Regions from separate parts of the Mus musculus genome. Here regions 2, 3, 4, 5, 6 and 7 are each linked to region 1. Evidence: chromatin loops called from intact Hi-C (ENCODE). Cell type or tissue: heart. All regions are shown on one strand. Region 1 has its middle 14 kb from the start of Gm34628. Region 2 has its middle 17 kb from the start of Klf4. Region 3 has its middle 11 kb from the start of Gm22150. Region 4 has its middle 140 kb from the start of Gm12511. Region 5 holds the start of Klf4 (Kruppel-like factor 4 (gut)). Region 6 has its middle 94 kb from the start of Gm42291. Region 7 has its middle 78 kb from the start of Gm12511.

The links. Hi-C counts contacts between places; a loop is a spot of excess contacts. Peaks named below come from ENCODE experiments on the same cell type or tissue, not always from the same donor. Only the 100,000 strongest peaks of a DNase experiment are listed, where the experiment ranks them.
Region 2: a loop joins it to region 1, with 6 times the contacts of the local background. A loop is called at or near these places in 28 of 42 quality-filtered maps.
Region 3: a loop joins it to region 1, with 5 times the contacts of the local background. A loop is called at or near these places in 3 of 42 quality-filtered maps.
Region 4: a loop joins it to region 1, with 2.1 times the contacts of the local background. A loop is called at or near these places in 3 of 42 quality-filtered maps.
Region 5: a loop joins it to region 1, with 7 times the contacts of the local background. A loop is called at or near these places in 13 of 42 quality-filtered maps.
Region 6: it touches region 1 in a loop (2.4-fold over the local background); 6 of 42 quality-filtered maps call a loop at or near these places.
Region 7: a loop joins it to region 1, with 4 times the contacts of the local background. A loop is called at or near these places in 3 of 42 quality-filtered maps.

Annotation. Positions count from the first base shown.
Region 1 is chr4:56,490,805-56,494,804 of GRCm38, forward strand. No RefSeq gene overlaps it. Among named protein-coding and RNA genes, the nearest start is that of Gm34628, 14 kb to the left of the region's middle. In heart, a CTCF peak has its summit at 2,347; DNase peaks (open chromatin) are centred at 1,927 and 2,297; H3K27me3 peaks cover 802 bases.
Region 2 is chr4:55,512,987-55,516,986 of GRCm38, forward strand. No RefSeq gene overlaps it. Among named protein-coding and RNA genes, the nearest start is that of Klf4, 17 kb to the right of the region's middle. In heart, no CTCF peak of the experiment used is centred here; a DNase peak (open chromatin) is centred at 2,025; H3K4me3 peaks cover 1,123 bases; H3K27ac peaks cover 652 bases; H3K27me3 peaks cover 1,235 bases.
Region 3 is chr4:55,478,284-55,482,283 of GRCm38, forward strand. No RefSeq gene overlaps it. Among named protein-coding and RNA genes, the nearest start is that of Gm22150, 11 kb to the left of the region's middle. In heart, a CTCF peak has its summit at 2,354; a DNase peak (open chromatin) is centred at 2,298; H3K4me3 peaks cover 534 bases; H3K27ac peaks cover 690 bases.
Region 4 is chr4:55,714,488-55,718,487 of GRCm38, forward strand. No RefSeq gene overlaps it. Among named protein-coding and RNA genes, the nearest start is that of Gm12511, 140 kb to the left of the region's middle. In heart, no CTCF peak of the experiment used is centred here; a DNase peak (open chromatin) is centred at 1,904.
Region 5 is chr4:55,528,656-55,532,655 of GRCm38, forward strand. It overlaps Klf4 (Kruppel-like factor 4 (gut)), which reads right to left and starts at 3,820. Exons shown (of 5, transcript NM_010637.3): 1 at 3,212-3,820; 2 at 2,975-3,095; 3 at 1,344-2,328; 4 at 1,063-1,227. The coding sequence starts at 3,216. In heart, CTCF peaks have their summits at 1,775 (motif pointing left), 2,790 and 3,861; DNase peaks (open chromatin) are centred at 1,756, 2,406, 2,706 and 3,916; H3K4me3 peaks cover 3,132 bases; H3K27ac peaks cover 2,973 bases.
Region 6 is chr4:56,220,419-56,224,418 of GRCm38, forward strand. No RefSeq gene overlaps it. Among named protein-coding and RNA genes, the nearest start is that of Gm42291, 94 kb to the right of the region's middle. In heart, a CTCF peak has its summit at 2,244 (motif pointing left); DNase peaks (open chromatin) are centred at 1,753 and 2,243; H3K27ac peaks cover 490 bases.
Region 7 is chr4:55,648,022-55,652,021 of GRCm38, forward strand. No RefSeq gene overlaps it. Among named protein-coding and RNA genes, the nearest start is that of Gm12511, 78 kb to the left of the region's middle. In heart, a CTCF peak has its summit at 3,169; DNase peaks (open chromatin) are centred at 2,450 and 3,380; H3K4me3 peaks cover 1,225 bases; H3K27ac peaks cover 1,701 bases.

The DNA.
Region 1 (4,000 bases):
GGTTATCTGATGAATGGAGCGACCAGCACTGTCTCACTGTTCCTCCGCATGAATTTTAGGAAGAAGATCACCCTGTGGCTCATCAGATGAGCTGCCACTGTGACAGCAAAGGAGAACAAATGAATAGGATGGCGGCAGGTCCATCGGTGTGGGCGACATTGCTCTCTTGATAAATGTTTCTCTCTCTCTCTCTCTCTCTCTCTCTCTCTCTCTCTCTCTCTCTCTCTCTCTCTCTCTCTCTCTCTCTGTCTCTCTCTGTCTCCCTTCCTTCAGAGGAAGGATTTGGGAGTAATGAAAACTGTGGTAGGTAAATCAGAAGGAAAACCACAAGGAGGCACTACCTTAGAGCCACTGGATCTGTGCGTGATCTTACAACAGTCGCTCTGTCCAGCTGCATCCATTTCCCAGTATGATTTTCCACTGACCTCTGTTTGTTTTAAAAGAATGTGAGTCTGAGGCTGATTGATATTTAAAAAAAAAAATGAAGTTCAAACTTAAGATTCAGATAAAAATGCCGTTAATTTGTTCACTATTAAATAACTATTTTGACCTTCTGTTATATACCAGGAATTGTCCCAGATATTGCCTCAGATTTAATGAGTGAGTTGTTCCTTGTTCTAAAAGAATTTGAGGCAGGTTTAATAATTCAGTACCATGAATATCAGCCTTAAGAAAAACAAGGTGACACCAGGTAGGCACACACTCGCACACAAGCACGTGCACACACACACACACACACACACACACACACACAGGTACACACATGCACACATAGAGAAAGAGGGAGGAAGGGAGACAGGGAAGGAGGGAGGGAGAGGGAGAGAAGGAGAGGGAGAGGGAGGGGGAGAGGGAGGGGGAGAGGGAGGGGGAAAGGGAGAGGGAGAGGGGGAGAGGGAGAGAGAGAGAGAGAGAGAGAGAGAGAGAGAGAGAGAGAGAGAGGAAATCAAGTCTATATTTTAGTTATTTGCTAGAGATGGCCCACTAATTTACCTTTGAGCTTCATAGCAGGCAATTCAAAGAAAAAACCATGATCTATTTCAAAATTTTCTGTCTGTAAGACGCAAATAGCATCAAAGCTAATTCTTTAAACTACAGAAACTTAATTCAACAAACATTTGCTCACACCTACTCTGAACCAGGCCCTAAGCCAGGTATTAAAATGAGCAAGATGAGTAAGAGCCGGCGTGTGCCCCTTAACTCTTCCCTCGGCACACACACTGCATGTCAGGGATCGCAGGCTGCCAGTGAGGATCCCTCCTACTCCTGAGCATGCCCTGTGGCCCTGCAGAAACAGAGGATGGAACAACCTTCTAGAGGTCCTCTACGCTTCTGAGAAATTCTAGTGGTGGATTAAAGTGGTGATCTAGAGATGAGAGGATGAGGACAAAACATGGGGCTTTCTCTGAAGCTCGCCGATACCCTCCAGCTGTCTCTGAGCATCTGGAACAAAGTCCATAGCCTTGTAACTAGTTTCATAGGATTCGTTATCAAAAAACTAGTTTGTTGGCTTTTGATGATACCCTTGACTAGTGAAAACCATTCGACCTCCCAGCAAAAGCAGCCCCACCCCACCCCCGTCCAACACGAAATGATAGATTCCAGGCCAAGTGAGACTAACCTCATCTAGCAGATAGGAAAACAGAACCTGACTGAGAAAGGATGCTGTCCACAGAAGTGTAACTGTGCAGCTCCTTGGAGGGACTGTTTCCATGGTCCTCACTTTCCAAGTGAAAAATCTCATCAAAGCCCATTAATGAATGAGTCATGGAGTAAGTGACTAGCTCCATGCTCGAGGCTACGCAGGACAGAGCAGGGACTGAGCTGCAGCAACACTTCTGACGTCTCTGAGCCTTATTTAGGATTTCAAATACTGCCTCCCCTTGGATCTGGGGCTTCCCAATCGCGGTTTGTTCGCATGTGCATCCTCAGCACCTGCCTCATGTCATCAGCAGCAATCACAGTGCACTACTTCACACCAGGGTCCGGCAACCCAGGGCGGACACCCTCACTGGACAAAGACTCTGAGGAATCTCAGGACACTGGGGCACACAGGGATTGTTGATAAAGCAGGGATGTTTGCGCCCGACTCTGAACCTTGTGAGTCTGAACGGCAGGTGGTTCTCATCGTCAGTGACGGAGAGCTATGGTCTCACTTATTACATAACCAGACTCTGGCCCTGCTCCAAGCTGAAGCCTCAAGTCACAACAGAGACCTGAATCCATTGTTCTAGAACCTGAGCTCCAAGGGGATGCCCTTGTCAAGCCTTTTGCTATGGCTGTCCCAGGCTATTCTTCAAAACAGCAGCCCAAGCCCTTTTCCTGTTGACGTTAAAACACTGCCATCTAGCGTGACTCTAAGAGAATTATCCAAGTCAGCTGCCCCGGCTTACTGAGAGACACTGGATTGGGTGCAAGACTTTCAATCCTTTGCACTGCTTGGATGGCCACTACTTGCAAAGTATCCAGTGATTCTTCTCCTGCCGTGTTTACAATTCCATGATTGTATTTGCCCAGAGCTCAAGTTAGGAATGAACCCAGACACATAGGATTAGAAAGATAGCTTTGCAGGCTACAAAATCCACATGTGACACCCCTGGCTCAGCCACGGGTCAGACACCCCACTTTGGACATGTCATTTCATTTCCCAAGGTAGCAGTTATTCATCAGAAGATAAAGGGAATTCTTTGGCCTTTGACATCACCAGGAAATCTTTAAATTAGTGAAACCACTAGTGTGTCAATTTGCTGTAAACAAAGTTGTAGAAATAAATGTGTGTGTGTGTGTGTGTGTGTGTGTGTGTGTGTGTGTGTGTGTGTTAAATACATGTGTGAAGATAGCAAAATGCCCTTGGAAACGGGTAGCTCTTTGATGCAATAAAATTCATATCCCACTGAGAAGAGGACACTGGACTGACTGAAAGCAGAAGCCTGAGAGGAGATTATTTGAGTCTCTTCAGGGGAATTTAGCCAATATCATTTGGAGAATTCTGTGGGAAGATATGTTCTACCCACCAAGATCCAAAGTGTAGCCTCTATCCCAGAAGCCCAGGGAAAAGGCAAGCCAGGAATCTGCAAAGGAAGGGGCCTCATGAGAGTGCCCAGTGCAGGCTCCACTTGGGGCTGGACATTCAAAGAGTCATGCAACTAGAAACCCACAGATACCTACCTGCTCATTCTACGATTTATTTTAAAAACCTAAGTTAATGTTATAAGGAAGGCCAGGCAAGCTGCTGGCAAGCATGGTTTTCTAACTTTCATTGATTATACTGGTTTTAAACAGCTAAGAATCTGGTGAAGGAGACTCGAATGGAGTCTCGGAAGTCCATTGAGCTTCCTTCAGAACACCAGTGGGTCTTGGTCAACTGTAGCGTGTGGAGATTCACCTTAAAAGCCACTTCTGAAATGAGCCCCAGAGAAAAGATCCTGAGTCCTGATCACAGGACGGCTGCCAGGAATTCCTGCTTTTATCTTCTGCTTCCAGGTGATTCTACCTCAGGGGGATCCAGATAGCACATCGAGAATCTCGGTCAAGAAATCAGTCTCCTGGACTTTAGTGGTCCAGCCACCTATTCTTATCTAAAGGGATAAGGGGGGCAGAGAGCTGACGTTTGCTTCCCACTCAGCAAAATAGCCACAAGTCTTGGAATCAGGCAGTAGGTACAAGTCAGAACGCAATGACTTTACCCAGCAGGTGAAAGGATAGTCAAGATGTAAACACCAAGCACTGCATATTTATAGTTAATTTTCTCTGATACTCCCTAAGGGAGGAGAGGCATCCATTGTCCCCGTCTCATCCTACGGAAGAAAGAGTTCAACTTTCACTCCTCATTACTTCTGCCACACTGTCACTCAGGGAACGTGCCAGCAGTTTCTGGGTTCTCTCGACATCAGAGTTATTAACTCATGCCGCATCCTTAATAGATTTCCCCCAACTCCCCGCTCCATCTTCTGTTCCTTTGGGACTTCATAAGTAATACTCAAATCAAATATGTCTTTTCTTG
Region 2 (4,000 bases), 980 kb before region 1:
ACACCTTATCATAATCCACAAAAATACCATATTTGGATTTTTGCTTTGCTAAAAATGAATATTATTACATCAGTGCTCATATACTTCTTGTTTAAACTGTTTTGCCTTTAAAAAAAATTTTTGTGACAGAGTCTTGGGGAAACAGCCCATGCTGGCCTCTAACTTTCAATCCTCCTGCTTCAACCTCCTGAGTGTTGGGATAACAAGCACGGACTACCATACTCAGTAGGACTAATTACAAACACCGTACCAATGCCCTTCTCATCATAGCCCTTTACTTCTGGTACAGAGAGCACCAGAAAACCCAAAACAAAACAGACCCCCCTAAAAAAAAATCCCAACAGATCAGTCTGGTGAGGTTACACTTCACTTGCCTGTGCCTTACACGCCTACAGTCCCAGAATTTGGAAGGTGAAAGAAGAGGGGGTGAGGTCCAGAGTATGTGAGACCCTTTTAGAAAAGAAGCAGAAGCAAACAAACACATAAAAACTCCTAATAGATTTCCATGGTGACTCTTGTCTCCGTTCACGCTGACTGTTGAATTAGATGCCCCAGAACAGGACTGAAAAAGAACATGTCCAAGAAGACCCATTCCCCCCTCTCTAGGCAAAGTGCCAACCTTTAGCGAGAGCACACAAGTGGCAGGTGTCCCAGGAGGTATCCTCTGATAAAGTCAAAGTCTGGGAAAGGGCGTGAAGGCAAGCTCTCCCCAATCCACCAAATCTGCACACTGCTCCATTCCAGCGGGAACTAGTAACTCACCCTGAGAGATGTGCCTGCTGTACTGGGTCCAAGGGAAGTTATAGGATAAAGACCTCTGGCAACTGGTAAGTCTGTGTACACTAACACTTTCTAACACGATCACTTCAGAAAGAATGTGAGATGTGTGTGGGAGAGGTGTTAAGGAGAAATGAGAGCACATGGTCCCAGTAGTCCGAGCTTCCTACATGGGCTGAGATGTGGCTTAGTGGGTACTTTCTTCCCTCTTAAGTGTCTGAGAACACAGTAGCACACGTTGTCTGAGATGACACACACACACTAAATAAGGAAAGAAATGGGGAAAATTAAGTTGTACTCTGACCTTATTACAGGAGCTGCAGCATATAAGCCACCGCCCCAACTCCACTTAAAAACCTAGTTTTCTGCATTGCAAGCTGCCTGAGTGAGCAAACATGACTGCCACAGGCAAAGATCTATAGACCGCTGAGCATCTGCTATGTGTTGTCAAAAAAGGACCCTGGATCTGCTGGTTGACTGTGTGAGGAGTAAAGTCTCTCTTTGCACCTGTTTTGTGTGTGTGTGTGTGTGTGTGTGTGTGTGTGTGTGTGTGTGTGTGTGTGTGTAGTACTGTTGCTCTTGGGCCCTGACAGCTGATGTCACAGCTAGGGGCTTTGCATTTCTTACTTGGGAAGCAGATAAGATCATTACTATTTTGCAACGAGGAAATGAAGTTCAGAGAGAAGACAGTTGAGTTTACAGCCACAGGTGACAGTATCCCACCTGGGCAGTCGGATTTCTTCTCTGTGGGAAGGTAAATGAGGGGGGTTGTAGCTCTGCTGTCCAAGACCTACGTAGCATGCACAAAATCCTGTCTTTAATCCTTGGTACCAAAACGATAAGAAACAAACCCAGAACCCTGTCCTCGTCTGCAGCCCACCCACTCCTTCTCTGAAATGATCGTACGACCTCCCAGTATTCATCCGCCAAGAAGAGGCCTGGGAATCAAGTTTCAGGAGCCCCAAACCAAGTACTGATGAGAGTCAAAATGAGAAATCCCGTACAAGAGTCAGTCTAGGGCTTGGGTCTAGGCTCTCCCTCCTGCGGCCGCGTTACTGCAAGAGGACCGGCGGGAGGCGCTGCAGACCGCGCCGCACCCGCCTCCAGCTCAAGCCCTCAGGCCTCCCGGGCACCGGGGCCGCCCAAGAGCGTCGCGGACTCTGGGCGATCGGCTCTTCCGCCAGCCACACCCTACGATCTTCCATTCCACCTCCTCTTGGAGAGGAACAGGGACGCTAAGGAGTTCTTCCGGGCGTGGCAGGGGACCTGGAATACGTTGGTGCGCTCCGGCAGAGCGAGAACTGCCCTCAGCGGGGACTCCAGGCGGAGCCCGATGCTCACTGGGTCGCGCATGCGCCGCTTTCCAGTCCAGTCCCAAGTCTCCTCCGCCAGCTGTAGCGGAGCGGCTCGCACCGCATCCCACCCCACAGGGAACCCTATTTCCGACTTTGAATCCCAAAGTGGATAGGCTGGTTCTGGGCTTGCATTGCAGCCAGCAGAAGCCCAGGCAACTGACACTCCAGTCTCCGGGGTGGGGACCCTGGTCGTCTCTGCTGATTCCCCCAAAGCTAATTGCCTCAGGAGAAGCACGTAGACCATCCAGGTGCTGGGCAGAGAGGAAAGGTGTTTCTGAGAGTTAGCTTATAATAATACATCAGCATGCACGTTGGATTTCCATTTTCGCTTTTTCATAGCTTTCCAATCCCCAAGGACTCTGTAGAAATTCAGGTGTGTGATTGTTATGTGTGTGCCACAGATAGCGATGGAAGAACTGCCCAGAACTTGTTGACATTCATTAAAATACAAGCTAACATCCTCACACGTTTTAGACCTACAGTATTAGGAACAACTCATCATGGCAAAGTTACTCGCCCAACATCTGTTCATTCCAATGGGAGGGTTTCTTTCCTGCCAAGAATTTTATGAATTTTATATAGGAGCTTGGTCCTGTTTGGGGAAGGTAGAGAAAGCCTGCCAAAGCGGCCTGGAAGAACTAAGGGATGATTCGCTTGTGACTTTGAAAAGGCTCTTGACGCTGGGAAAGTCGCCCTTCGGAAGAACACAGAAAAACAAAATCCCAAACAAGTGGCACGTGACCAGAAACAGCAGAGCAAGGTCAAGGCCCAGAGTCTGGCCGACCCACACGATTCTGTTCTAGCTTTGTTCAGAGAGGGTCTAATCCTTTGTGGAGAGAGGGAGGGTATTATGGGCCTGAAACCCAAACAACTCCTATCTGGGGATGCTGCAAGCTCCTTTCATTTCACACAGACCAGATAGGAGTAATCGTTCATCACCCAAACTCCTGTTAATCTCTGCATCTCCAATCCATTGTCTTCTCAATTGGAGTCTGCTGACTGGAAAGTTTATCTCCCGAAACCCATCATCAGGGGTGCTTGGAAGCCATCAGAGGGAAAAGGGCATCCAGTGAGTTAGCCCTTGAAACATTAATGATTACCTCTGGACTCAATGCGGGTTTGTTTATCCAAGCAGATTTCCAATAGGCTTCTCCTTAGCCATTGAAAGAACTATCTACTGTAGAGTAGGTCTGACGTGAGCAACGGGCAGGCTGTCCTTTTCCATCCGAAAGGCCACTGCAGAGTCTTCACACTAAGTGGAATGGGCTGTGCTGTCGTCATTCCGGGATTTCAGATGAAGTATGTCATGGTATTGTCTTCACTGTGTTGTGTGATGGAAGAGAAATAGAAGAAACAATCCTGATATGTTTTAAATAAGTATCAAGAGGAAACCAAGCAGGGTAAAGAGCTAAAGACGAAGCAGCAAAGCTCTTTTAGTACAATCTGGAAAGAGTAACTCCTAGACAGCATTCCTTCTGGAATGTCCTTAGTGTGAACAATCACCTCAACCATGAAGTTTTGAACATTCTCCATAAATATGCAGAGAGACGAGAGAGAGAGAGGGGGGGAGAGAGTGAAGCCATCACTTCATTGCTCAATTGCTTTTCTTCTGTTTCAGTTGTCCAGCCTCATCTAGGTTCTCATGTCTGTCCCCCCCCCCCCGCCCCAGAATGAGAAGAACTGTAATCTCCCATGATTATCACAGGGACTGAATGAGAAAAATGCATAAAATGCTGAGCATGGGAACGCTAGGACGGAAGCCTCCACACATGCTGGCCTGTCTTCATTGCTGATCACTTGAATGGTGTGTAGCTGCTTCTGAGGTTACACTAGGACTATCGTAGCCAATGCCCCACTGTTGGCCAAAG
Region 3 (4,000 bases), 1.0 Mb before region 1:
AAACAAACAAACAAACAAACCCCAAACCAAACCTAACAAAACCTCCAAGGCATGTGAAAAATTCAGGGGCTCCCAACCTCTCTGTGTTGGATGGAGGACTAGTCAGGCTCCAACTTACCCAAGAGAAAACAGACCAAGGAGCAAAGCGGCTTGGATGGGGGCTTCCGAGCATGTTGGAGGCAGTCCAGGACCAGAGGCTAGCCCTGTCTTGGCACTCACCCTCCTTTAATTAGGTGTGTGGCTGTGTCACGTTGTGCTGCTCAGAGACATTGCAGATAACAGCAAGTGGAAGGCATCTGCCACACACTGGGCTCTGTGCTAAACACTTGATTCTTATTATTGACCTCCATCCACATGAAGGGATGACACACTCCCGGAGGCTGTGTCGTGTTACCCCAGTTTCCCCCCACAAGAAAACTGATCCACTGCAGGCTGAAGCTATGCTTGCCTTAAAATCACGCAGCTGTGCCAACACAGCCAGGCAAACTCTCACAGGGTCTCTCCCACCCAGCCCCAGGGCTCTATTTTAATTCTCAGGAGGAGATAACAATGCCAAATTATCTTCTAAGAATAGGTAATTTCTGTCCTGTGAAGGAGCTTTTTAGTGCTGGTGAATGGATCCGTATACTATTTGTATTTTCAAATAGGGATGCTCCCTGTAGTTGATCTTCAGCCAGGAAATTAAATTAACCAGGACACTTCTAGCCCTGAGCACTCTGGCTGGGTAGTTAATGGAGACTTCACAATGCCAGCTATGCGATTTAGGATCACATCACAGAGTAAATTGCCCTCCGGAGGATCCTAAATCTTCAAAAACAATCTCTAATCCTCACATTTGGGCAGGAAGGGCCCTTAGACATCAACGTTCAGGGGACCCTGGGCCTCAGAGAGAGACAGACAGCCACTTCTCCAAACTCACGGAACAGACAGAACTCAAGACAAGAACCGCTTCTAGTCATGGAGTGAGCCCTCCACTCCAAAGTTCAGTTGGATATTGGCAAAATGGAAGGCTGTTCGACTGGTGTTCATGTCCTCTCCACTCCCACAACCCACAACTGTAGTGTCCAGACCATACGTCTTGGCTTCGTGGTAGATTGTGTTTGACGCAGTCACTCCTAGGAGGAGCCTTTCTGTATCCATTCAACAAATGTTTCCCATGGGGACCAAGGGGAGCTCAGCCAACAGGAACCTTAAAATCTTGCTCTCAGGGGGTTTATAGTGTAAAACTGGGGGAGGAACACAGAGAGGGTTGCCACCTGCCAAGCCTGCCTTAACCGGATGGATGGTACGAGGAAAGAGGGAAGGAGCTGGGTATGTGAACTTTGTGATTTGAATAGCAAGGAAGAAGAGAAGACTGCTGAACTGAAAGCATTGTAGATAGAAGATTAAGTTCAAAGGCTCTGGGGCCAATAACATGCTTTTTGAGAGAACGGAGAACTCTAAGGCTTTCTATAGAAATCCGGGTGCCATTTTCAACATTCAGAGTGTACACTGTAAAAAGAAAAAAGGGAAATGAGTAAAATTAACTTGTGTTTTCTTAATACAGGAAACAAACAAAAATACTAATAAAATTGAGCTTTGCTGAATAGTCTCTAATCTCTCTCCCTCTTTTTTTTGTATTAGGGAAACAGAGACAGGAGGATGAGTTCAAAGCCAATCTGGGCAACATAATGAGACCATGTCTTAATATATCTAATTAAGAAAAAAAACCGGGGATATAGCCTACTGGTAGAGTGCTTGCCTACCACGCGTGAGCCCCTAGTTCCATATACCTGCTACCAAAAGCAAACAAACAATCACACTCCCCCCTCACCCATGTTATATCTCCAACATATAGTACAGATTAGAAGCACATGTCAAGTCCTCATTAATCATGGATGCCTATTGGCTAGTAATATGAGACCAGAGTGGGTGTGATTGCCAGAGTTTGGGAGAAAGGGTTCTAGAATCGAAACCTCTCAGGTCTGGACCTTCAAATCCTATTAGGGCTCTCTGCCCTCATGAGGGTCGAGGCACACAGACGGGAAAGCCACATGCTGGCGTCCTCAGAGGCCTCTTGGTCGCTTCCCAGGACCTGTTCTGAGGAGGCCCGCTTGTGCACACGTGGGAAAGCTGCGTGCTGGCCCCGGGCCTGGAGCCACCTCCCGCGCCCACTCGGCCAGGTCTCATTCCAGAAGCGGCGTCCGCCCAGGTGAGGTGAGGCCTCTCTTCCAGCCGTTCAGCCCCGCCCCTTGGACACGGTTTTGGTTTTCGGGTGCAGACAGGTCTGCATTCCTCTGAAGAGGCCCGCTCGGCCCCATCAAAGCCAGCGACAGAGCCACATCACAGTCACCCATGATACCAGCCTGCAGTTCCAGCGAGCACCACGAGGGGCGCAGGCGGGACGGGCCATGCTGGCTCAGATGCCTCTGTGGACTTTCTCCTGGAGTCCTGGGGGCTTTGCTCCCACCACTACCTTCCTTTCACCATCACTCAATCCGTCTGTGCTGTGCTGTCAGCGGTCGCCTGGATTCCCATAGTTTTCTTGAACAACTGATAGGATGGGGGGGAGGGGGGCGGGGGAGAATCCCAGCTGTGAGCCAGACGCAGAAAAAATAGAGGTGCTTTGGGAGCCCTCTATTTGGGGTGATGATGATTCGTGGAGAAGTCCGTGAATCCGAAGTCTGTACATTCCGAGACTGGAGCCAGGAACAAAAAAGATTCCACTGTTCGGATGTTTTCACCCCTGAGGCTGAAATAACAGCGGAGGCCTGACTACCCACGTGGTGTCTGTGGCCAGAATAGGACCCACATAATAATGGCTTAGATCAGGGAAGGGCCTTTCCCATTCCATGATGCAATATTGTCATGACAGCAAAAACAAGGCTCCGCCAGCTGAAGTAGGTACACAATGGCGCCTTGCCTCTGCCCTGCCCACACCTCTGTGCCTTGCAGTAGCATTCCCTAAACGTGTGTGGAGTTGCAGGATTACAGAGAAGTGCCAGAGTCTAGAGGGACCTGCAATTGGCTGCTTCCCAGGGGACTAATGGGCCAGGCTGGTTCACTCTCCCTTAGCCACCCTTCAGCAAGAGAGGGCTATGTGGGTGGGCTATCATACCCACCTTTCTGTGATGTCCCTAAAGCTTCGATCACACTTTTGCAAGCAAGCTTACCTTAAACAGCCCTAACACAACGACCCAGACCAGCTAACCAGGGAACACAGGATATGATAGGTAGAAATCCACAAAATGGTTCTGTGAGCAAGCTCACTTTTGATTTTGTGACAGGAAAAAAAAAAATCGCCGGGCAGTGGTGGCACACGCCTTTAATCCCAGCACTTGGGAGGCAGAGGCAGGCAGATCTCTGAGTTCGAGGCCAGCCTGGTCTACAGAGTGAGTTCCAGGACAGTCAGGGCTATACAGAGAAACCCCGTCTCGAAAAAAAAAAATCATGGATTTGGGGGAGAGGAGTCCAAAGCTGTTAGGCCAGATTTATCTTGATAAAGTATTTATCTTGAAAGACTCCAGTTATAAAAGAGGATGTGAAGTTCAGTCCAAGCTGAGGGTGGCTTATCTCTTTCCTCAGCATAGGTGAGGTGACGCCAGGAGGTTCAGTATTTCAAGGATATCCCTAGACATATATCCTGTCCAAGGTTAGCCTTGGCTATATAAGCGCATCTCTCAGAAAAAAGGGCTAGGCTGTGAAGAGAGCACATATCTAGCACGCCCGAGGGCCTGAGTTCAATTCCTAACACAGAAAGAAGAAAGGAAGAAGGAGAGCAAAGGAAGAATTAAAAACAGGCCTAGGATCAGCAGAAGGGAGATTTCAAATATACAGATCAAAGGAGGTGGTCTGGGAGGGGCTTGATTGGGAAGGTGGGGTGGGGGTGAAGGAAGAGCCATTTCTTGTAATGTGTTTTGGGGCCTCCTGTGGACCACAGACTGAAAAAAAAAAAAAAGCCCACTCATGTCCTGTGAGCATGTTTGGCTCTGGCAGTACCCCTTAAAGGCAGAGGCCATTC
Region 4 (4,000 bases), 780 kb before region 1:
CACTCTGAGCTGTTGGCAGTGATATGCAGTATTCAAGGAAGCAGGACCTTTCTGGTTAATCCATGGATGAGATTTTTCACTTCAGGAACCTCAATGTCTCTGAAGTACTGCTGCCAATTGATAGTGAAGTAAGAAGCCATTTCTGATTTCATTTGCATCTTGGATGAGAAGTGGGGCTTTTGAATTATTTCATCAGAGCGTGCAAGAGAGAGCCAGCATGATGACTTTGTACATCAGCAAACCTTGGTTCAACTCTCATCTTTAGCTTTTTTTTTTCTTCCTCTTTGATAGTGTCCCCGTGTAGCCCTGGCAGACCTGGAACTTACTTGTAGACTGGACTAATCTTGAAAATGTAACAATCCTTCCGCCTGTGTCTCCATGTGCTGGCATTATGAGCATGTGCGGTTATGCCTGGCTCCCACTCTTGAAACTGAATCACTCTACTGGTGTCCTGGGGATGTTGCTTGCCTTCCCAGAGCTTCAGCATTCCCAGCTAGACAGTGAAGATAATATTATCAACCTTTTGAGAGCGTGCGGAGAGGATTTAGATCAGCGCATAAATTATGAAACTTTAGGTCGCCTTTCCCTTTCTGTTTTAGGTCCCCTCATTTTGGGTCCCCCCTTTTGTTGAAAGGCTGGGAGGTGGATTTTTTTTTTTTTAATCACCTCAAGGCCTGACATTGTACCCGCTGACCTACAGCTGAACACACTCTGGATTCAGGAGTGCTAACTCAGATCTCAGCACTCACATATCTCCATGATGAAGACGGAGTGACTGTGTGCTTCTGGCTGGATAGCATACCTCTGCTTGGTCTAGAGGGGCAGTGACATCCAGGAAGCAGTTTCCAGGGCAGTGTTATGTCCTCCGAGAAAGTCGTTGGCTGATATTCCACTTGCCATTAGTTTATCTATCTTCAAGCATATCGTCAACAATGGCCATGCCTCCATAGATCCTTGGCAGGGTCCCGAAATCAGAACCTCTTCGGCGAGGTGTCCATTGAAGTCCTGTGAAGACTGTGGGTGCCTGGGCCTTTTTTTTCCTCGTTCAAATCCAAATGCTAGCTGAATGTTAAAACGGAGTCAAAGAAGTAGTAGTAAGCAAAGGAAACCAGTATAGAGTGGCTTATGGTGGCGTCTCTATAGTGAACAAGTATGCGAATGGTATTTTAACAGAAGAGGCATATATGTGTCTGTGTGTTTGTGTGTGTCTGTGTGTGTTTGTATGTCTGAGTGTCTTTATTTGTGTGAGCATGTATTTGTGGCCATGTATATGTGTATTTGTGTGTGCAGGTACTCACGTGCACATGCATGCATATTTGTAGTTGTTAGTACATTTCTGAAGTAACAACAGGAAAAAAGGGAATGACATTGGTTTTCTAGTTTATTTTAGTGAGTTAGATTTAACAACTAAGCAACAACAATAACTACCATTCATTGAGAATTCACTGTGCTAATGCACTGTGCTAAATCCTTGTCTTATTTAGCACATCTTGTCCTGATACTTTATTTATAAAATACTACAATTGTTATCCCATCTGCCTCTCAGGTGAATAGCCACAGCCAAAGTGCAACACTTGCCCACGGCCCCTTCTGCTTGAGGGCTGAGGTTTGAACTGATGCTAACTCCTGAGTCAGTGCTTGTTCCTGGCAATGGATTTCCTTACTTCCTGAACCTTGTCAAGGGTTAACTCTTGCCTTGAGCCAGAAGTACTCGCAGATTCCTGGCAGAGTCAACAGCCATGCCCTTGCAAGCTTGGCAAGGATTCTTCTTCCCTTTGGCTGGCAGGGCTTACCCAAACGACAGACATTTGTGACATACAGGGAGGAGTCCAGTGGATGGAGACCCAGTCAAGGGATTTCCACAGTTATTAACAGCTGGATGGTGGCCTACAGGGCCCCACCTGCACTTGAAGATAAAGGCACTGGCTGAATGATGTTCCCTCTCCACATAAGCCAGTGTTTAGCAGTGTTAGGTGGGGTGAGGGAACTGGCACGGAGGCTGTGGCTGTGTGTGTGTGTCTGGATGCATGGCTCTGACATCTGCAGCCCTGAACGACGCAGGCTGTACCAGTGTGGTCATTGGCTTCAGAGCTACCAAATGCTGCTTCTCACAGGCTTTGGCTGCTCACCCATTTTCTGCTGTTGTGTTTTGAGCAAGTGTTTCCCAAAACTATTTCCTAATAGCACCGAGGGGTTGGGAGAGGAAAGAAAAGAAAACAGATAAGGATTGTCGAATGTACTAGGGAGGAAAGAGGAACACAGAAAATAAAACCACCACTGTTACCACCACTACCACCATGCTCGCCAGCTGAGCCTCTGGGACCTTCATAATTGATCACAGCAAGACGTTCTTTTTATTTTTTATTTTTTAAGGGGTATGCTGTTTTGATTTTTTTTTGAGACATATTCTCATAGCCCAGGCTACCCTTAAAGTTCACCATGTATCGGAATGATTGCGAGCTCCCAATTCCACCCCTCAGGTACTAGGATAACTTTATTCCACTGCTCCCAGCTTGTCCTCAGAGTTTCCGAGATGGTGGAATTTCTTTGGCAAAAGTGACCTTTGTTTTTATTTGGTTGGAGGATTTCTCTTCAAGTCCACTGGAAGAAGTCTGGGGGGGGGGCGCAAAGGTACCAGCAATGGGTGTCTTAAGAAGATTTGCTCGCAGATGCCAGCTGTGAAGATGCCAGTGACCTGTGTGCTCTTCATGGTGACAGGTTTCATCTTCCTGCATTCAGCTCAGACATGCTGAGAGTTCTTATCCACTGTGAGCTGGATGGATTGGCTCTGGGCCGCTAGAAGCACAGTTCCATAAAATCTGAATAGTTACCCTCAGCCTCCTCTTAAGATTAGAGATTTGGAGCTAGGTCAGTTTTACTCAGCCCCCACGGATCTACAAACTTCCATTCCTTTTGTGTTTTGTTTAAGACTAGTGTAGTTTTATATTTGCATATTTTATTTTATATTTGCACATATTAAATGTCTCTATTTAGCATATATTAACAGACAGTAAGCTGGTGTTAGCTCAGTTGGTGGGGTGTTTATGTTGCATGTACAAAGACCTAAGTTTGATTTCTGGAATCACGTAAACTAGGCGCAGTGACACGTGCCAGGAATCCTAGTTCTTAGGAAGTAGAGGCAGGAGGATTAAAAGTTCATTGTCATCCTTGGCTACAGAGTGAGTTTGAGGCCAGCTTGGGTGACATGAGATACTATCTCATAAAACAAAAATAACACAACTAGTTTGAGAATATGAGTATGTAGAATACATAGCATATATGCAATTTTCAATACTTCTATAAAATAAATATGACATATAGTTGTATCATTTAAATTCTATCCATCATCTATCTATCTATCTATCTATCTATCTATCTATCTATCTATCTATCTCTATCTCTCTATCTCTCTATCTATCTATCTATCTATCTATCTATCTATCTATCTATCTATCTATGTCTTTTCCCGAGAGAGTAGTGATGCTCTGTATTTATGTTACCTAAATATATCTCTGAATCACTATATTTGTAATTAGGATATAAACTTATACTTCTGATAAAGAAAGCATGCGATCTGACATATACACACCTTGTACATACACTTTGTATGTGGGTACATGAATGGCTATATGAATAAGGTTTTCTCTTTAGTTATCATCTGATTTTGAGCATTCTGGCATAGGTAGGCCTGCCTGTCAGTCTTAGGAGCACTGTGCCCTCATAAGATGTGGGGAACATTTACAGCCCCTGAGGAAGCACTCACTAACCCTAGACAGGGAGGTGTTGAGAGAGTTCTTTCTAGACCAGCTGTTCTCTCTTCATGCTCCTTTGACCTCCTCCACTGAATTACCACTTTGTTTTTCTTCTTCTTCTTCTTTTTTTTTCTTGTGATTTTTTTCAACATGGACTCTCAAGATTTTTAATCAGATGAAAATTTTGGTGTGCAGTTCCAGAGAAATTCAGTCCGTATGTTTCAGATTCATTTACAGTTAAATCATCA
Region 5 (4,000 bases), 960 kb before region 1:
CTGGAAATGGACTGGATTAGAAGTTGGCTCTGCTAAAGGGATCTGCAATCCTATAGGTGGAACAACATTATGAACTAACCAGTACCCTGGAGCTCTTGTCTCTAGTTGCATATATATCAAAAGATGGCCTAGTCGGCCATCACTGGAAAGAGAGGCCCATTGGACAGGCAAACTTTATATGCCCCAGTACAGGGGAACGCCAGGGCCAAAAAGGGGGAGTGGGCGGGTAGGGGAGTGGGGGTGGGTGGGTATGGGGGACTTTTGGTATAGCATTGGAAATGTAAATGAGCTAAATACTTAATAAAAAATGGAAAAAAAAAAAAAAGAAGTTGGCTCTGTTGAAACCCAAAGGATCCCATGCCATTACGCTGGGTCCAGAATGCCACCCGTGGCTAATTTCTCCAGCAGAGCCGTTCTGGCTGTTTTCATAAATGCATCTGGAAGACTCTACCCACTAAAAGACTACCTGTGCGTTCTTTGTTATTTCGAGACTCGGGTTCTTGACCAGATCGGTCTTGAATCAACAGGATTCTTTCAACTTTGGTATTTGTAACTCCAAAGTTGAGTGTCACCCTACCCAGCTTGCAGGGACAGTTTTACACCAGAATCCCTGCAATGGGAACCATTAAATTCTTCAAACGTAAATACGATCTAATTATTCTAAAGACCAGAATAGAGTCAAGGGTAGGTAGATCTAAGAGGAGGAGGAGACAACAATGAAAATAATCTAGAAAATTTAAAACTTTTCTTTTAAAGATACCGCCACAGTTTTGCATTGCAAAGTATAACTTCTTGATTACCAGGCTAGGAGGGGCAGGCACACACAGGAAACTCCCTATCTTTTAAAGGCCCAATGAGAAACTGCACATTCAGGCAGCAGATAGCATCCATCAAGCAAAAGGCTTCTGGGCAAAACCATAGGCGCCTGTTTGCTGCCCTCCTCTGTGATCCAGGAGATGGAGAAGAGATACACCCCAGCACCCAAGAAAGCCCTAAGGAGCCCACAGCCAGCCTACGGAGCAGACAGGCACCAACCCTCCTCCACAGTGCTGGTTCCCTTACCTGTGTGAGTTCGCAGGTGTGCCTTGAGATGAGAACTCTTGGTATAGGTTTTGCCACAGCCTGCATAGTCACAAGTGTGGGTGGCTGTTCTTTTCCGGGGCCACGACCTTCTTCCCCTCTTTGGCTTGGGCTCCTCTGGCAGGCAGGAACCCGGTGGCATGAGCTCTGGGAGGGGGGGGGGTAAAGAAAGTGGGGTCAACTTCAATCTGGATAGTCTCAAGATCCCCAGAAACAAAGCTCCCAGCGCCATCTCTACCAGCCAGTCCCTTCCCCCCACTAACCTTGATAATGGAGAGAGGGGACTTGTGACTGCATCTGGTCTGGCAGGAAAGGAGGGTAGTTGGGCCCCGGATGGGGATGGAATCCTGGGGGAAGAGGCAGGCCAGGGTGACAGTCCCTGCTGTTCAGCAGTTCCTCGGGACTCAGTGTAGGGGTAGTCCTGGTGGGGAGCTGCCGCCCCAGGGGGAAGTCGTGTGTGTTGGGCCGGTGGCCGTTGCTGAGCTGGGGTCCAGCGCTCAAATGGGCCTCTAGGGACCGGCTGACCGTGCAGGACGGGACCGCCTCTTGCTTAATCTTGGGGCACATGCGCGGCGGGCCACCGCTGTAGGGCGCCACTACCACGGGGTGGCTGCCGTCTGGGCTTCCTTTGCTAACACTGATGACCGAAGGGCTGCTGTACTCGCTGCCAGGGGTGGTCAGAGACGCCTTCAGCACAAACTTGCCCATCAGCCCGCCACCTGGCGGCTGAGGCTGCTGTGGCGGAATGTATACTGGGTCCAACTCCGGCCGCAGGAGCTCAGCCACGAAGCCGCCCGAGGGGCTCACGTCATTGATGTCCGCCAGGTTGAAGGGGGCCGTGGGAGGTGGCGCAGATTCTCGGCTGTAGAGGAGCCCTCCACCTGTGTTGCTGGCAGCCACGCCCGGGTCACCCCCGGCCCGGATCGGATAGCTGAAGCTGCAGGTGGAGGGCGCGCTGGCAGGGCCGCTGCTCGCCGGGGAAGACGAGGATGAAGCTGACGCCGAGGTGGTCACGGTGGCGGCCACCGATTCCTGGTGGGTTAGCGAGTTGGAAAGGATAAAGTCTAGGTCCAGGAGGTCGTTGAACTCCTCGGTCTCCCTCCGGGCTAGGAGGGCCGGGTTGTTACTGCTGCAAGCTGCACCAGCTCCGCCACTCTCCAGGTCTGTGGCCACCGTCGCCGCCAGGTCGTAGGGGCGGCCGGGAAGTGGGGGAAGTCGCTTCATGTGAGAGAGTTCCTCACGCCAACGCTGCAAGAACAGGGAGGGAGAGAGAAACTGTTAATTGTAGCACCCTGTTGCCACCCCTAATATTGACTTGTTGGGTGAAGCACACCAACACCCTGCTATAGGAACTGGACAGAACAGGAAGGCAGCCTCGGGGACTCCAGGGGCCACACTGCAATCTCAGCTAACACCAAGGTAAGAGGTGGCGCGTTCGTTCTCCTGCAAGCTAGTGCCGTCGCTCCACCAGCCCAGTCCTCTTCCCCGCCAGATCCGCGGGACGCTCCAGCCGCCCACGGAATTGGGACACTGGGACACGGTGGCTTTCTCCCCATGCACCATAGCCACCGGGTCGCCCACGCGCTACGATCACTCCGGCCCAAAGGGTCTCGAGACTTGTCCACCTAAAATATAGTGGACTGAGTGCGCCCACCCCACGGTCCGGACGCCCGAAGACTAGTGGGGAACCGCTGTGCGCCCCTGGCGGTACCGCAGTGCCGGGACCACACGCACTTAAGGCCGACTCAAGGGCCGAGGAGCCACCTCGGAAGGCTGTAGAGTTCCAATGGAGGGCAATCCTTGTCCTAACCAAGGACTCTTGGTGACCCCCGGATTCCGCCCATACACCCCACCCCATCTGCAGAAATCTACAGGGCACTAGCGCGACACTCACGTTAGTCGGGGCACCTGCTGGACGCAGTGTCTTCTCCCTTCCCGCCGGGCCGGACGCGAACGTGGAGAAGGACGGGAGCAGAGCGTCGCTGACAGCCATGTCAGACTCGCCAGGTGGCTGCCTGCGGGCCGGGCGGGGCGCACAGGGACCAGGAGTCAGGGGACACCCTGGCCACTGCTCCGAAGCTTCCCTCCAATCCTCACCCCTTTCTGTTCCCAAGTCCAACATCTCACCTACCTCATTAATGTGGGGGCCCAGAAGGTCCTCCGGAGTCCGAAGAAGAGAGAGGGGTACCTGAGCCCCAAAGTCAACGAAGATTAAAAACTTTAGAAACAAAACCTCAAACCAAAACCCCCAGATTGCCCGAGATCCTTCTTCTTTGGATTCAATATAAACCGGCGATGTCTTTAAAAAAGTTCCTTTGTATACAAAAATTCTTAGAAAAGTTGTAAACTCTTATAAAAATAGACAATCAGCAAGGCAGATAAGTAGGTCCGATGGCCAGGCTGCACGCTCTTGGACTCAGCAGTGTCCCCCACCGTTGTCGCGGCCACTGTGGCTGTCGGCGGCGCGGGGGCTGTGGTCCGGGCGGTGGGCGGGCGGCGCCGCCAGGTGAGAATGGCCGCGGTGGCGCGGAACTGCGAGCTGGGCGGTGGCGCGGGGTGCGGAGTCCTGGGGACTGTGCCGGGTGCGCGCGGCCATGGGCGCGGGTCACGGGCGGGTTGCTGGGTGGGGGGCTGGAGGGGCGGGGAGGGGCACTCGGCGGCTCCGGGTGCCGCCGCCGCCCGCCACCGCCTCTGCTCCCCGCGCGCCCGGAGCCGCGCTCGCTCTCTTGGCCGGGGAACTGCCGGCGGCCGCCGCGCGCTTCTTACTTATAACTTCTCGCTCGCTTGCTCCCCGCCTCCTCCCTGTGGCGGCGCGCGGGGCTCCGCCGCCAGGCCCCGCCCCCTGCCTTTCTTCTCCCCGCCTTCCCGCAGCCCCCACTGCGCGTTGCCATGGTAGCTAAATAAACAAACTCCGCGCACG
Region 6 (4,000 bases), 270 kb before region 1:
AGCAGCCTGAGCCAGCAGATTCTGCCATTCATCCTTGCACAAAGGCAAAAATTGAGTTTCTAGAGAGCGTCTAGGACCGACCTTGCTGACACTCCACCCTGGCCCCTTACCCTTTCCATTATGGGTGGAGGGTTAGGCCTTTTGTAACATTTTGTCCAGAGGAGTCTCATCATGTCCCACAGAAAGAGGCCAAGTTCAGGTTTTTCTTTACTGCAGAGACACTTCATTATTCAGTGAGATGAGTGAATCAGCCTGTGACATATTGTTGCATGGCAACAGCAAAGGGCGCATCAGAGGCCGTGTAAACGTCCCTTGCCACCTCTAGGTCATTAATCTGGAGCAACCCATCGGGTCGACGTTTCTCTTTCCATGTGTTGTGCATCAGTCATCAGTCACTTCTGTGGTGAAGAAGGAACACAAAAAATTTTACAACTAGATCGGAGGAGGGGGGGCACATATTTATCTGAAAGATGGCCCGACCCTCAACAACAGTCTTGATGACCTCTGAACATCAATTATTTGCAACATAGGGACATAATGTATCTAGACAATACGATGAAACACCAGGACACTGAATAGCTAAGTCTCAAGTTGAATTAGTGCAGTGCCTTTGTCTTTGTGAAGTTGGATCTACTGGAGTTGTACACAGAAAAGGAGCTCTGCATCTCCTCTTTCTGTCCCATTTTTTAACCAAGCCTTTCTTCACTGTGGTTTTAGCTTCAGGAGAAATTAAACAATGCTAGTTTTAAAGAGACCATAATCTAGGCAAATTCCATTCATCCTTTGTCTCCTTTGATGATCACAGTAATAGGTTAACTCTCCCCTTTCCACATGGAAGGTAGGACAACTCTGTGGAGTTCCCAGTCTCTTTTGGGCCTTTGCAGTAAACTCTCTTCTGTTCAGTTAGACATTGCTTCACTCCTACCTGGAAGAAGCCTTTAGACCCAGACTGTGTGAGCACAAATCCACAAAGGACTTGCCCCAGGTCCTAGAGCCAGCCAGCCTAGAGGTTTAGATTGTAAGGCTCCAGAAACTTCAGGCAGGGCCCCCCTGCCCTTCAGCCCTTTCCTTACACATAAAAAAAAATCAAGGTCAAGAGAACCCTTTCCCAGAGGGTCACACAAACCTTGAGTTTGACAAAGAACCCTCAGAGGCTGCTCTCTTGATGGCATTTCTAACCAGGGCTTTTGTGCGGAGAAGATGGCATTGGAGGGAGCCTGGCATTTCAGGGGCTTAGCTCCTGTTTATCCTTGAATCTTCTTGGAGTCCCTGAGGCTATAATATCCATTTAGAAAGATTAAAGAGGATGTGATCGGGCCAGGACAGAAAGAGAGGTAGGGAGGTAGAGGAAGAAGAAAATAGAATTCTCTAGGACTTAGAATTAAGAGCCTAAGATGCCTCCTGAAGAGGATGCCCTCCTAAAGACACAGTGCTCCTTGGGAAGTCTCCAGCAGGTGAAAGGCTTGGATGGGCCTTTTTTTTTTCCCTCCATGAACTTGGTTTTTCTTTCCCACATTCTCAGGTGTGCTGGGAGGCCCTGGGAAGCCAGCAGACTTTTTCAAAAGACACTTCCACCTCCTAATCTCTTTGCCTACAAACCAAATATTGATCTATTTAGTAAACCAGCCAGTGGAGGAGAGCTTGTATAGCCCTGTTTATTCAGCAGTTGGGCCCCCCTGACAGCTGTTCACTGGGGGATTATGAAGTCACGGCAGTAATTACACTATAAACAGGGGATGGGGGAGAAGAAAGCCAGAAAGTGAACTGTGAGCTCTGTTACCAGGCAACATAAAATATGTAACCGGAAACCCAGCAAGCACGTACATTTCCCTAAAAGCCTCCCAGATGTCCTCACTTTGGGGCCAATGTTCAATTTCAGTTTCGATTTGTTTATTTATCCATCTTCAGATTGAAGACTGGAGCTGAGAATGTTGGAAGAGAAAAGAAACGAATCGAAACAAAACAACAAAACAAAACAAACTGCAGGGGAGAGTAGAGTTGAGCATTCCACCCAGTGTCCCAGCCTACAGGAGAAGGCTGAGGCCCCAGGTCCCTGCTATAGCAAGCTGTAGAGATCAGTGCACAAGGAGGTGGCTAACCCAGGCTTCTTCAGCTAAGACAGCTACAGGATAAGCAGCAAGGGAGAGAGAAGAACAGAAAAGGAGAGAGTGAGAATAAGGAAATAGAAACTGGAACCCACATAAAAGAAACCCTGGAGTCCCCTCGGCCACAGCCCCACCTAGTGGTTGCCCCATGTCGTCATAGACTCTAGTCCCTAAGGCATCCAGCAGCCCTGACTTTGTTCCAGTAGCTTTATCAGAACATGCTAATGCTAAGCTCACATCAGGTTCCCTGTTCTCAACACTTCTCCAAGCCTGTTTATTAAGATTCTAAGTTCAGAAGTGGATGCTCACGGTCAGCTATTGGATGGGTCACACGGCCCCCAATGGAGGAGCTAGAGAAAGTACCCAAGGAGCTAAAGGGAACTGCAACCCTATAGGTGGAACAACATTATGAACTAACCAGTACCCCGGAGCTTTTGTCTCTAGCTGCATATGTATCAAAAGATGGCCTAGTCAGCCATCACTGGAAAGAGAGGCCCTTTGGACTTGCAAACTTTATATGCCCCAGTACAGGGGAACGCCAGGGCCAAAATTGGGGGGGGGTTGGTATGGGGGACTTTTGGGATAGCATTGGAAATGTAAACAAGGAAAATACCTAATAAAAACAGAGAAAAAAAAGATTCTAAGGATCTGGAAAAGGACTTCAGAGTCCCATCAAGATTTGTAGCAAAGACCAGGATGACCTGTGTTTAAATTGGCCTGGCTTCTTCCAGTGCTCTACATGAATCTTGTTGTTTCTCCATGTTCCACGTGGAGCATGCACGCCCACACATAGACACACATTGGTCCCCACCTGGAAGAACACTTCTGTTGAGTCCTGTATTGTAAGCTAAACATTAACAGATTGGGAATATTCAATCTGGACAAGCTTTATCTAAAACAGAACAACAACACAATCAACATGACATGAACCACATTGGTGCTGTCTGTCAAGAATGCTGTCCACCAGTATTTTCAGACAGGATAGCTCAATAACCTGGAATTTACCAGATAGGTAAACTGGCTGACCAGCAAGTCCCAGGAATCTATCACTGCTGCTTCCCCTTTGCTGGGGTTACAAAGAAACAACCATGGCCATGTGGGGTCTGGGGATCAAACGCAGGACCTCATGTTTTGCTTTATAAACACTGTATCTCCCCCGCTCCCGAGAGTCTGGTATTTTTAGCAGAATTAACCACCTCTCCCAACTCTAGTCCTCTCTCTCTCTTCAAAGAGCTTCAGAGGTGTGCCAGAGACTGACAGAGAAGGCTTGTGGAGGCAGAGTTCATATTTCCAGGAACTCTGCAAATACATTCACATGTTGGGAGTTTGAAATACACTATCACAAAAGTACTTCCACCAAAATATAACCAAGCATTGCCAATCAAGCACTTCTTTTCTTACCCTGTCCCAGACTAATGGCTGACAAGTGTACCACTGACCTTGACAGACTGCTTTCAACTTCCCTTCAGAGTCAACATGGCATGGAGGTAGAATCCTGAAGGAACAGAACTCCGCTGAGGCTTCCACACAGGAAAATACCAAAGTAGACACGACCCCAGTGCGGTCTGAAAAGCAAAGATAGAGTTTTAGTTCTTCTCAACTGATTTCCATGTAGAGTAACCAGGCTGGTTGACTGAGAATATTTCCTTTGGGATGGATTCTTATTATGTCCACAGGTCACCCTGAGAGCCAGACACTGAATGGCCAGGTTGTAACAATAAAAATAGGCAATAAATAAATCCAGGTCATTGAACACGCTGCTGTCACCACCTGAGCCTTTAAGGTAACTCAGCACAGCAGCTGGACAAACTAAATCGTTCTGTTTTGTTTTCTTTTCAACCTGAGAAAAGCTGTCGAACTTCTTCTCCTAAACTGTAATATTAACCAAAGAGGCT
Region 7 (4,000 bases), 840 kb before region 1:
GAGGCGATTGTTCAAACCATATATTCCTGGTACAGAAAGATTCTTGAGACAAAAGCAAGCGAGAAGTGCTATCATATGTCACGGCAGAGGAGCTGAAATCCAAGCTTTATAACCCTTCTAAATGGCTCGAGCCTTTGTGATCTGCTAAAATAACGGAGAGACTTATACAGCCCAGGCTCTGAGAGCAGATACCATGGGTGCTAAAGCTGCTGCAACACAGTTTTAAAGGACATTTTTGGACTTTTTTTTTTAATTAAAAAAATTTCTTGAGTCCCAAATGATCTCCCCTGTTTCCTTAGGTGGGTTTAGATCTCAGTTCCATTTTTTTTCAAAGTTCAACTGAACTGGCATTTCCTGTGGCCTAAAAATGTCTTCAATTAAAGGCGAGGGAAAAAATGTATTTTTTTTAATCCTCATCAAACCAAAAAAAAAAAATGGCTGAAGGGATTTTATTCAAACTTTTCCCCAAAATTCACCTTTTGCCAAGACCCAGCATGGAAAATTTCAGCCCCAAAGGATCACTCGTTGGCAAGTTACCCGAGCTAATGAAAACAGAGAGGCATAAAGAGAGTCTGTGTGTAGCTCTAACGATAGTGGCCACTGGAGCCCACATTGTACGAGAAGAAGGGCCTCATTCAATGACCCCCTTTTATGTCGTTTTTTTTATCTTCAATATGGATGAGTCTTGGATTTGGAGTGGTCACAAACAAAAAGCACTTACTTTATGAATATAACGTGGGCAGTGGCATTATTTCAGTGGCTTTCCATAGTCCCGACTGACTTTTGGAATAGACTTATTGTAAATGAAGAGATAAGGCTTGCTTCACGCAATGTTGATCCATTCATCCATTCATGCATTTGCATACTCCTTCATTCACTTGCTCATTCGTTTGCTCATCGACTTCTTAAGTGTTTACTGAGCGTCACAATGTGTGGGGCACTTTAATCCAAGTGGGGTGTACTGTGGTAGGCAAATCGAGGTGGTTTCTGCATTCGTGAGTTTATGGGAAAGAAGAAGGAAGTCAAAAAACATCTGTGGCAAATTCTGTGGGGCAGCAGATGAGGTGCTGAGACACTGAAAGTCAGAGTGATGGTCACCAGGGGCCTATACTGATCGATAAGGAGGGCAGTGAAGGGCTAATGCGTTGTGTGCATCCATTATCAATATTAAGTGAGTGGCCACTGTCCCCATACTGACCAGGCCAGTCACTATTTCTGTCCTCAGATATTCTCAGGCCAGAGGAAAAGCAGCTAGGTAGGCTTGATTGATGTCATAGTCATTAGCTACATTCGATGCAAATAGGGAAGATGGCTGATGGTCCAGAGGTTGGCTTCTGTAAGGAGTAACCATTTCAACAGACATTTGTGTCAGCGATGTAGGGTAACTGAGAAGAGGGTGTGCCATGTCTGCCTGTGAGGTACTTGTAGTCCAGTTGTGTGTTCAAGCTTCTCTCTCTGAGACCTGGGGCCTTGAGAGACAAAGCCTTTTCTTCTTCAGGACTCAGCCTCATGGAACCAAGGAGGTGCCTAGGGAAGGGTGGGTGCTTCTCTGACATCTCAGCTTTTTGGAATTTAGCCTAGTAGTTAAGAACACAGCTTCTGGAAGTAAGCTGTCTGGGTTCAAATGCTGTGCTCAGACTTTCATATTGTGGCACTTTCTGTACACTCACAGCGGGGACAATGGCATCTACCTTCCAGGGATATGGTAATGTGACTATCACTAGTCACTAAAGCTTTGACCAGACCACACATTTCTGATGTACCTCGGTTGATCTGCTGTACCTGGCTTCCCTCATCCCTTCTATCCATTCAGTCTAATTATTATGGGTCAAGAACAGCAATTGTCAGTCAGTGTGCTGGGAGCTGCAGAATCAGCCAAGTCACATCTATCCTTGGAGTCTCCTCCTCTGAGGTGGTTAAATCTCAGTCTTTCTTAGGGAATACTTCTTTGCCTCGTCCACCCGGACAAATAGATATTTGTCATCCCTGTAATACCAAAAAGTGGAGAGGGAGGGAAGGAGGGAGGGAGGGAGGGAGGGTGTCCGTTCCTTTTCCTCATAACATTTGGCTTTTTAGGAGAGTCACTGTGCCAGAAATTTTGGAATATCTTGTTACTTTAGACAACGGAAGACAGGGAGACTTCTCATTTTTAATTGGGAGTAAAAACTTGTGTATGGAGCAGAGGTGAGGTTTCCACAGGTCAGAGAACTCACCTCTGCTGGGCTGGATTGGAGCTGAGGAGGAGGGGCAGCAGAACTGAGTTGGCTTCCTTCCACGAAGTGAGAAATCGCCACGGCATGGATGATGCAACTGAACGGAGATGGTGCAGAAAGTCCTATCAGCACATTGACTCACCTCGCCCAGCCTCAGTTTCCCTTTGTGTAAAAATAAGAGGTCCGAAATTCTTGTACAGGGCACTAGGTTTACCCGAGGGCATGAGCAGGAGAATGCCAGCTGCAGACAGATTCACAGGGAGGGAGGGTGCTTGTGGGATATGAGGGCTTCCACATCTAGGCACAAGGAATATTCCTCCTTTTCTGTTTTCTGGGTCCCTGCATAGCTGGCGGCCCCAGTGAAGGGCTGTAGGGGGCAGCCTGAGTGTTCTGGCTGGGGGTGGGGTAGGGTGGGGTGGGGTGGGCAACAGCTGGACAAGTTACTGGGAAATCATATTATTTCAGACTACTAGGTATTCTAGGGGCGTAGTGATGATGGTGGATCTTTTCTGTTTTATTTGATGAAGTTGGCCTTGATAAATGCTGCTGCTTTGTTTTTTCGCTCTCCCACATGTTTGTAAATCTTCGAAACACGCAGTTCCAGTATAAAAGGGAGGTGTAGAAGGGACTTGATTTGAGCCTGGCTGGAGGCATGCAGCTTTTGGAGTGGCAGCTTGTTGTCACCTTCCCCTGAGACAAAGGCTGTATTAACCTTGGGAGCATCAGGCTTCTTGGCCACTTTCTCTGAGGCCATCCTGATGTGCATTTTCCTTTCTCATCTCTAGGGAGGCAGCACACAGAACGCAAGGCCGCCGAGGATGGAGAGGGTAGGGCTCTGCGAGGTGCCTCTCCAAGGCCTGGGTCCCCAGGTCAAGGGCAAGATGTGCGGTGCAGGCACTCCCGAGCTGGCTGGCGCAGCAGCTAGGATGCTGCGCAGAGCGCTGCTGGCGGCGTCGGGAACTGACCAGGCCGCGTGTGAGCGCCGGGATTCCTGCTCCGGCCTTAAATATGCCGGTTATTTTTATCCCCCTACGTCAGGCCAGCGAAGGCCATCCCACCAGTGGCCGCGGCAGGCTGCTACACAATGTTTCCCTTCAGTCGGGAGGGGAAATGGAGGGAGGCCAGACTTCCTGATCACATGGTGCTGAAGTCAATGAAAAAAAATGAAGGGGGACCCCTCCCTTGCGCTGGGGTGCGCGGGCCAGGGCCCCCCACCCACCCCCTCGGGCCGCGCGGCCAGGGAAGCGCAGGCTCGCGGGCGGGCGCGGGGCCAGGCGCAGGACCGGGCAAACATAAACACCAGATCGGGGCAGTAATTGGCGGCTCCGAGATCGCTGAGGAAATGAGAGGCTTGTACGAAACATCAGCCGACAAGAAACGGGGTGATGTCAGACAGCCTTCCAGGATTAGAAACCCTTAAAAGCTCCGAGCCCGCGGCGGCTGCGGAAAAGCGCTTTCGGTCCTGGCTCTGCGGGTAGGAAGCCCGCGGACTGCGGACGACTCCGGGCTCCTCTCTTCCTCGCTCTCTTCTCCTCTCTTCCCCCCCCCCCCCCCCCACCCGCTCTAGTCTCTTCTCCTTGAATTCCCTTTTTGATTTTGAACTAAAAAGAAGGGGAAAGACGTCAATTTCCATGTCTAAAGCATCTCGCCTCCCCTCCTCCCTCCTTGTATCCTGTTACTACTTTTGGACTAACAGATCCTACTCAAATCAAGCAGGAGGGGGATAAATAAAAGTTTAGCTCTGTTGTCCGAGTCTCTTCGGTTTCTTCTTACATTCTCTTAGAACT